2 separate regions of the Homo sapiens genome follow, and region 1 is linked to region 2. Evidence: chromatin loops called from intact Hi-C (ENCODE). Cell type or tissue: breast epithelium. All regions are shown on one strand. Links, peaks and the distances in the headings refer to the core of each region. The heading gives the core; the rest is flanking DNA. Region 1 has its middle 150 kb from the start of KCNMA1-AS1. Region 2 has its middle 86 kb from the start of KCNMA1-AS1.

Region 1 (4,404 bases), core at 330-4,329, 66 kb after region 2:
TTGGTAAATCCTGTCCTTCCCACCCCTGCCCTCAGTGCCTGGAGAAACATCAAGGGTCCTGGCATCTAAAATGACAGAGGCAGTTTCAGGGTTTCATCCCTTTAGCTATCCTTTCTCAGGAAGCTCAGGAGAATGAAGAGAAATGAACTGTGCTGTCCTCCCATTTCTTCTCATCTTCAGGTTGAGTTGTGTTTGGTTCACCCCCCACAGCACAAACTACAGAGAAGGGGCCTGGGACAGAGAGAGGACCACAGGGAAAACACTCCAAGCATGGAGCTCTGGAGGCCCAAGTGGAGCTGCTTTCCACTTTGTGTATACTAGATACACTATAGCAACAAGAATGATTCCTCGAATGCTGAGAGAATGGACTCTGGCCTTGGGGACCGTGATCCCACCTTGGACCCCTGCAGCTCCGAGAACCCCCAGCTCCACCCTTGCCTCACACACATACGCTCTTTGTGAATGAGGAGAATAAGACCCAGAAAACAGAAGCCCAAGAGCAAAACATTTTTTGAATTCTTATTTTTTAAATTTTATTAATTGATAAGTAATAGTTGTATACATTTATGGGGTATGGTGGGATGTTTTGATATATGTATACATTGTGGAATGATTAAATTAAGATAATTAACATATTCATCACCTCACATGCTTATCATTTTTTTTAACTTAAAAAAAAAATCTTATGTAGATGGCTATGGCCTGTAGGGGAATGGGTGAAAATGGGAAAACAGAAAGGGTATTCGACACACAAACCCACAAAGGACCTCACATTTAGACTTCAACTTTATCTTTGAAGGAGGTTATTCACAAGATTGCTGAGATGCTTTACAGACCTAGGGGAAAGTTAAAGTTAATCACACAGCCCGAAAATTCTACTACGTGTTTCACTATGGAAAAATACTGTCCACAACCCCTATTTTAGCAATTCTGTGATTATCTTATGCATAGCACATTGATACCACATTTTTTAAAAGAGTTAATTTGTTCAGTGTAACTGTTTTAAAAATAACACAATTTTTATAGCACTGTTTTAATATTTCTTCTCCTTTTTTTATGTATACCAAGAGCCTCAAGATAATGGAGAAGCCCAGGCCCCTTCCATCCTCTCTGAAGCTTTGCACATTTGTACCGTACATCCTTCATTTTAATCCCTACAATGCCAGAGTTCCACCCTGCAGGAAGACAAAGCCTTGTAGTAAAAGGAAAATAACCTATGGGAGAGGAACATGACAAGTACCAAAGGAACAACCTAAGCCCTCTAACAGCCTTGGTACATTGCCAAAAGACACCTCCAATTATATTACTAAAGAGAAAGAAAAATTCTCTCCTTTAGATCATAGCCTACTCCTGCTATTTGGTTGTAATGCACTTGTAATGCATAGCTATCCCAAGCCCTTTCTGGAATATGCCATACTTTCAGGCTCCTGGGCTAGTACCATGAGGATGGAAAGGAATTGCATTTGCAAATGTCAGCCTACCTCATCCATCTCCCCTCATTCAAACAATACACATTCGAGGTTCAGCAATCGGAGTTATATATTTTTCCTTAATGTTGTTGTAAGGTAATGGTTCTCTTATCTGAAATTCATCAGCCTGCTATAAATTTAAACTCCATTACTGCCAATAGAGAAAAGCTAAGCACCAAACCACTTTCAATAAATTTGCACTTATGCAATTGAACTGATACGGCCTCAGAGGAAAAGGTGAAACTCATCTTGAGATATTTAAGTTAGTCTGAGTCACTGCTTCGTCTGGTGTTAAATTGGATCCATCGAGAAATGTAGGGCAGCACTCATCAGCCCTGAGTTATAAGAAGAGATTTCAGGCTGAAAGAAAAAATCTGTCTCCAGCATTCATTATTAGATGGTGTAATTCTAAGAAACCACTGGCTGGCTCTGTTATTTGGCACACCTAAATGCTACAAATGGAAACCCTGATGGATGAATATTTTTATGAACAACGTTAATCAGGCTCAGAGCAGCCCAAGCCCTGGGGCTTTGTCATGTCCAGTCATGAAGCTGTAAGTGAGGATGTCTATACACTGACAGCAAAGAGGGTAATTCCTAACGTTTGCATGGGGCTTCATCATGTATAGAAAATATTGCTTTTAGTCTAGGCACCCACTCTGGGTACCACAATTGTTGTTTACTATCTTCTGTTTCTGATGAGAAAACTGAGGCTTAGAGACATGAAATGACCGCCCTTCCTGGGTGTGTCATGGCTTGAAATCAGGTCTTCCTGGCTCTGTGGTTTTGGTAGTGGAAGATGAACACACCAAATTTAGCAGCCTCAAAAGGCCTGTGTGGCTTTCTTCGTAAAGAAGAGCATCTCATTCAGAAGCCCAAAGAAGCAAATGAGCTACCCACAGAGTCACCACCGTAGCTTTCTTGGAGAGGAGGGCTCCAGAGGCTTCCCTTCTGAAACAATCCAGCATTCTGGAAAGTGGGGGAGGTGGGTACCTGCTAGCCAATTAGATTGACGGTTTGGCAACAGATGGTAGAGTGATCAGCAAGAGCTCCAGGCTATTAAGGAACAGGTTTGGAGATTTAGAAATTTAAAATAAATTTTATTTATGGTTGCAAAGACTCACAAATCTCTGCAGACTCAAGCATGGGAAGTTTAACTCCCAGGAGGTAATGAGCATGCTACAGGTTGTGGGAGCTTAGCTGTCAGATACACACACACATACACATGCACACACACACAACCCTCCCCAACCCCTCCTTCTACCCCCAGCCTCTGCCCATTCTAAGGCCAGAGCAGGCATTACATATGGGTTGTAAGAACTGAACAGCATTTGCGCTTAATTGGAAGATATACATTATTCATGAGCCTTGAGTCTGTGATGACTTTGGCATTCATTAGGGGGGAAAAATGGGCATTAGTTTTCTTGGTACAAAACATTTTCGTATTAAACCTCATTTGCAACCCTCTTTTCAATATGAGGAATTAGAAATGCTTTTAAGCAAAGTTAGGAACCAAGAAGTAGCTGGGAAACAAGCAGCAGCAACTTCTAAAGATGGAAAAGAAAGTAGTAAGAACTGGGAATTTTTAAGCTCTGAGTACAGGAGAGGAAGAGTCAGCCTCAAATTCAAACAGGTTAATAATAATAACTACAATGATAATAATGAGAAATGTTTGTATGACTACACATATGCTTATGTTTGTGTATACTAGATACTGTATATGAATATGTATATTACACATGAATACATATTTTATATATGGAGATACATATAGCCTCACAATTTATTTCAAAGAACTGGATGAGTTGTGAAGTTTTTCTTCTTACCTTCATTTTTCCAAAATAAAAGACATCATCCCCTAAGAGATAAATTATGCCTAATTTAGGGTTGTATGGTACCCTTCTTCATTTCATTTAGAACAGATTTTAAAACCTACTGGAAGCTTTTGCAGACTTAAGGTTGAATCTTTCTAGCTTCCTTTTTCACAAGTATATCCAGAATCCTAAAATTAAGATCATCTAAATAAATTTCTTTATTTTGCAAATGAAGAAACTGTGGCACAATGAGGGATCTGACATGGTTAGTGTGTCAATGGATTAGAGGTGAAGAAAAATGGGTATCTTTCATAAACACCCTTTCCCACACACAATCACCATTGCCTGGGAAAACCCTGTAGCCACGGGCTTTGAAGTCAAAAAATATGGGTCCAAACACTGTAGGATGGGGTGGACAGCAAGCTTCTTTATCTCATTAAGCCTCAATTCTTCAATTATAATATGAAGATAATTTCTTTATTTTTTAATTTCTTCATTTATAAAATGAAGATACATTGTATACATTTTTTACAAGGTGTAGAGGAGATAAGTATACCTTATCTCGGAATAGTGCCTGGCATATTCTAGACATCCATAAAAGAGTGCTATGGTTGTCTTGTTAATTATACCATCTGAACACACAACCCACCTGGATATTCTTGCTATTGCTTTCTAGGTGTGGCACACTGGGGACATTTGGCTACTTCTCCATTAGACATTGACTTTCTCAGATCAGGGTCATCTTTTTAGTCCTACTTTGTGTTCTCCGGCACATGGCCCTAATTCAACCAGTAGGTGCTCAGTAAGGATTCAAATTGTGTTTTACATGGTGGGGCCATTTATGATGTGCAGTCTTTTCACATGCCCTTACTGATGATGATGTACATGCCTTGGGAAACCGGTGAGGACTTGTGATTTAATATCACAGGGAAATCCCATTTGTAAGAATGTTGACAAGCAAAGGTCCCCACTTTATTTTAGTTGATGCTCACCTATACTTGCCGGACCCAGGAAGACACGTACCACCATCTCCAGTTAATAGAGGAGGAGAGTGAGTATCTGAGGAAGTGAAATGATGGCCTTGAAGTCATTGGCAATGAATTGAAGCTGGAAAATAATCT
Region 2 (4,404 bases), core at 139-4,138:
CTCTGGAAGGAAACCAGAAACTGGTTTATAACTTAAAGAATAAAACAGGAATTCACAAATTCATACTATTATAGATAATTGAATAAATTAAAAAATAAAGGAGAAGGAAATGCTGTCTTACAGTTGAATGTCAGGAAATAAATGTAGAAAGAATGATAGAAGTAGAAAACCACCACAGTAATTCTTACTTCAGGTATTTATCATCAGTGAATTCTAGAACTGGAAGGAGAACAAAAGTGTGATGAGAAACAGGATTCTCAGGTAGTCTCAAACCAACTTTTCGTAAGGTGCAAAGGGAAAGAACAAATCCAGATAATTGGCAACATTACCTTAACAAAATTATTGAAGTTAATATTGCCAGTCATGGGACAAATTGGCCAATAAGAACGGGCAAGGAAGAGGTAAAACTTCCGAATTACGCACTGAGAAAGACACAGTATCACTTTTGTTATGTTCTTAATAAAAAAATGTAAAACACCAGTTTAGTCATAAAGAAATACCAGGCAAACTCAAATTGAGGGACATTCTATAAAATAGCTGGCCAGTACTCTTTAAATTTGTCAAGTCATGACAGACAAAGACTGAGGAATTGTTTCACATTAATGGTTATTAAGAATGTTACTGAAATCCCAGGGTTTTTCCCCCATTCCCAATTTAATAATGAAGTAAACACTTTTCTTAACTGGAGAATCTTTTTTTTTTTTTTTTTTTTTTTTGAGACGGAGTCTCGCTCTGTCACCCAGGCCGGACTGCGGACTGCAGTGGCGCGATCTCGGCTCACTGCAAGCTCCGCTTCCCGGGTTCACGCCATTCTCCTGCCTCAGCCTCCCGAGTAGCTGGGACTACAGGCGCCCGCCACCGCGCCCGGCTAATTTTTTTGTATTTTTAGTAGAGACGGGGTTTCACCTTGTTAGCCAGGATGGTCTTGATCTCCTGACCTCATGATCCACCCGCCTCGGCCTCCCAAAGTGCTGGGATTACAGGCGTGAGCCACCGCGCCCGGCCGAGAATCTTTTTTTAAAAATAGTAAACTCATTGTAGTTCATTAGCTAGAAAAAATTAGTAAGGGCTCAAGATATCACCAAAAGATTTTCTTTGGGGTGTGTGTGTGTGTGTGTGTGTGTGAATTGACCAAGGCAAACACATAGCTCCCCTCGAAAGTGTTATTCACGTACCTGGGAAATTCCTGTTGACCCCTTTATCTGGGCAAATGGAAAAGTCATAATTAACCAAATGTATATGGTCAGCAAATGTTTCTTCTTGGATGCAGGGTGTTATTGTTTCTGTTGCAAGGGATAAACTGATAGCAGCTCATGGGCTGGATTGGAAATTGCAAAATGTGTTTAAAGAAAGCCTCATTTTTATACAATGCCTGAGCCCTTCTGAGTACTCACATTGCTCCTCCTGTAAATGATCCACAGTAGCACTTTCTAGCCCATCACCACCTCAGGTTTGATCAACTCAGGTTTGATCAATAGTCGTGCTGCATATAAAGTTATGTCTTACAGGATGTCAATATTAACCTTTCAAGTGTGCATCTTTCATGATTTATCCATCAATAGCACTACTAAATATGTTTTATATGCTGCAAACACTTATTTCCACCAGGCAGGGAAACTGATATTTCAAAGCTAACTACCTTCCATCAGGACACTCTGCCTCCTGAAATCAGGGAGGCATCTCACCTGACTGAGCTGGAAGTGACCAACCCTGTGCTTACCATGGAAACTGCAAGGCAGCACCTCTACACCCTCCGCAAGGGCAAATATTTTTAACCCAACACAACACCTAAACATTTACAAATTGGTTTTACTATGAATCGACACCATTCATTTTTTGATGACTATACTTTTTCAATCACTTGTTACATGGTAGGTACTGAATAAAGGGTTTGCCAATTTTAAACAATTTCATTTAACCCTCAGACAAATCTCAGAGGTAGATAATATTATCCCATTTTATAGATAAACAAGTAAAAATAGGTAGGGTAACTTCCCCAAAGTCACTTAGCTGTAATAATACAAATGGGAGAGCCAGTATTTGCAGCTGTGAATGGCATGAAAGTGATATTGAATCATTGTGCAATGTATCAGCACCACCCATGGGGAACAGACCTTAGGAGCCCTCCCTAGTATTTCAGGTCTGTCCTGTAGTTAGGGGCATTATGTGCTATTACCCCAGCTGTTAAAATAACTCCATTATCTAAGAGCATTTTGTGGCAAGGTTACTAGAAACAAAATTTAAAATTTTGCCGGAGGCACCATGATGCCTATAGTAGTTTCCTGTTACTATGATAACAAATTGCCACAAAATGTGTGGCCTACAACATCACAAATTTATTATAGTACAGTTTTGGAGATGAGAGATTCACAGTCCGCCTCACTGGGCTGCAGTGAAGGTGCTGGCAGGGCTGACAACCCTGCCAACAGGTGGCCCCAGGGGAGAATCTGTTTCCTTGCCTTTTTCAGTTTCCAGAGGCCACCTGCATCCCTTGGCTCATGGCCCCTTCCTTGCATCACTTGTTTCTTGCTTCTATCGTCACATCTCCTACTCCTGTCTGTGATCATTCTGCCACCTTTTTGTAAGGATCTTGGTGGTTACATTTGCTGCACCCAGAAAATCCAGGATCATCTCCCCATCTCAAGATCATTAATCACATTGGCAGAGGCCCTTTTATCATATGAGGTCACGTATGTAAAAATTCCTGGAATTAAGATGTGGACATATTTGCAGCACGATATTCAGCCAGCCCCAATACCATGGGTATAAAATTTCCAAGTGAGTTGACACTCCAAAACAGAAATTTTCAAAGAAAATAGCCAAGCCCAATTCCATGACTCTTGAAATCCCTCACCCACAGTGAGGACATAAAATGATCAAGAGTAGATTTTGAGAGGAGGACTTCTTCGGTGAAAACTGGGCTATGAGCTCTTCCCCAAGGGAAAGGAGAGGAAGTAAAAATCACCTCACTTTATGTCTTTCGGGGAACCACTCAGGGAGCTGATATATGTCCCTTGGAGTTTGGCCACAGTGAGGACCATATCTGAGGACTCTCAGAGCAAAGAGCTGTGGCTGCTGGCATTAGCATCAGGGCCAAAGGAAGAAGTTTGCACTTGAAAAGAATATTAGGTATTTTCTATGTCCCCAAGCTAGACCATACAGGAAAAAGAAAGTGACCCTTGGGCCATTTAAGAAGTCTACCATTGAGTACTACCTGGAGGGGCAATAGGACTGCAACAGAGAGACACCTGTGAGGGGCAGTCCTCCAACAAATTAGGGCCCAAGAGAGGCCCGAAGGAAGAGTTGCGCTACTCACATCACAGGATTACAGTTGGAGGAGCCCAAAAAATACCTCAAACATTTCAATCACCACTTTAAACACTAGTAGGATGGATAGGACACATATTATAATAGTGCCCTTCAAACAACAGCTGTTTCCCCCTTCCTGCTTCAACGTGGGATGGAACTAGTGAGTAGGAGAGGAAGTAAGCAGAAAAGAGTGAACATGTCAACCACAACTGCCTTCCCAGTGAGTTTTCTGCCCTCTGGCTGCCCAGGGAGGCTGAGGAAGTTTAATCATCTAATTGAGACTGTATTTGAAATCTACAGTGACCATACATTCTTCGATGACCTAAAAGTCAGCAGAGAAGGCTGTTGTAGTTTTATCTAGTGGCAGGGAAAATTTTGCCTCATTTAATAAATTAAAGAAAATGGCAGCTGATTTTACATTGGAAGTGGTTGAGGAGGAGGAGGGAAGGCATTTAGCAACGCAGCTCAGGGCAGGAGCCTGAGAAACCAGTGCAAATACTAGGGCAAAGCTGAGCAAAGGAACACTGGAGGGACAGAGAAAACAGCAGGGCTTTGGACAGGAAAATAGGTTAGGTCGAGGGGAGGGCAGGGAGTTTCAAGACCTCAATTGGTTTCCCTTCAGGACATTTGCTGAATCTTGCAGCTGTGCAGGATAGAGGCTAAAAGCCTAAGTGACAACTCTTTGAGAGGGAGAAGAGAATTCTTAGCACTATTTTGAGACAATGATCAGAGTTCAGGATATACCAGTGGGAAGAACCTAGGCTCTTGGTTGAAAACCATGAAACCTCAGGAGCAAACCAGGTATAGTCTGTGTCTTACCAGGACTTTGACCCATCTTAGACTCAGGATGGATTGGATCAAGGGGGTCAGCCTTTACACTATTTTCCCTGCAAAGGGAGAGGAATCCTTCTGCAGAAGAAGTTATAAACTTGCATCTCTATGTTTTTATTATATATTTATAAAGTATATTTTATATATTTATATATTTAATATATATTATAACTTAACAATATATTTATAAAATATATAAAATAAATATATTGTTATAAATTATATGATTATAAAATAAATATATTGTTAGAAACAAGGAATGTA

What was found. Hi-C counts contacts between places; a loop is a spot of excess contacts. Peaks named below come from ENCODE experiments on the same cell type or tissue, not always from the same donor. Only the 100,000 strongest peaks of a DNase experiment are listed, where the experiment ranks them.
Region 1: a loop joins it to region 2, with 7 times the contacts of the local background. A loop is called at or near these places in 1 of 110 quality-filtered maps.

The regions. Positions count from the first base shown.
Region 1 is chr10:76,734,473-76,738,876 of GRCh38, reverse strand. No RefSeq gene overlaps it. Among named protein-coding and RNA genes, the nearest start is that of KCNMA1-AS1, 150 kb to the left of the region's middle. In breast epithelium, for the core only: no CTCF peak of the experiment used is centred there; a DNase peak (open chromatin) is centred at 1,976.
Region 2 is chr10:76,799,883-76,804,286 of GRCh38, reverse strand. No RefSeq gene overlaps it. Among named protein-coding and RNA genes, the nearest start is that of KCNMA1-AS1, 86 kb to the left of the region's middle. In breast epithelium, for the core only: no CTCF peak of the experiment used is centred there; no DNase peak of the experiment used is centred there.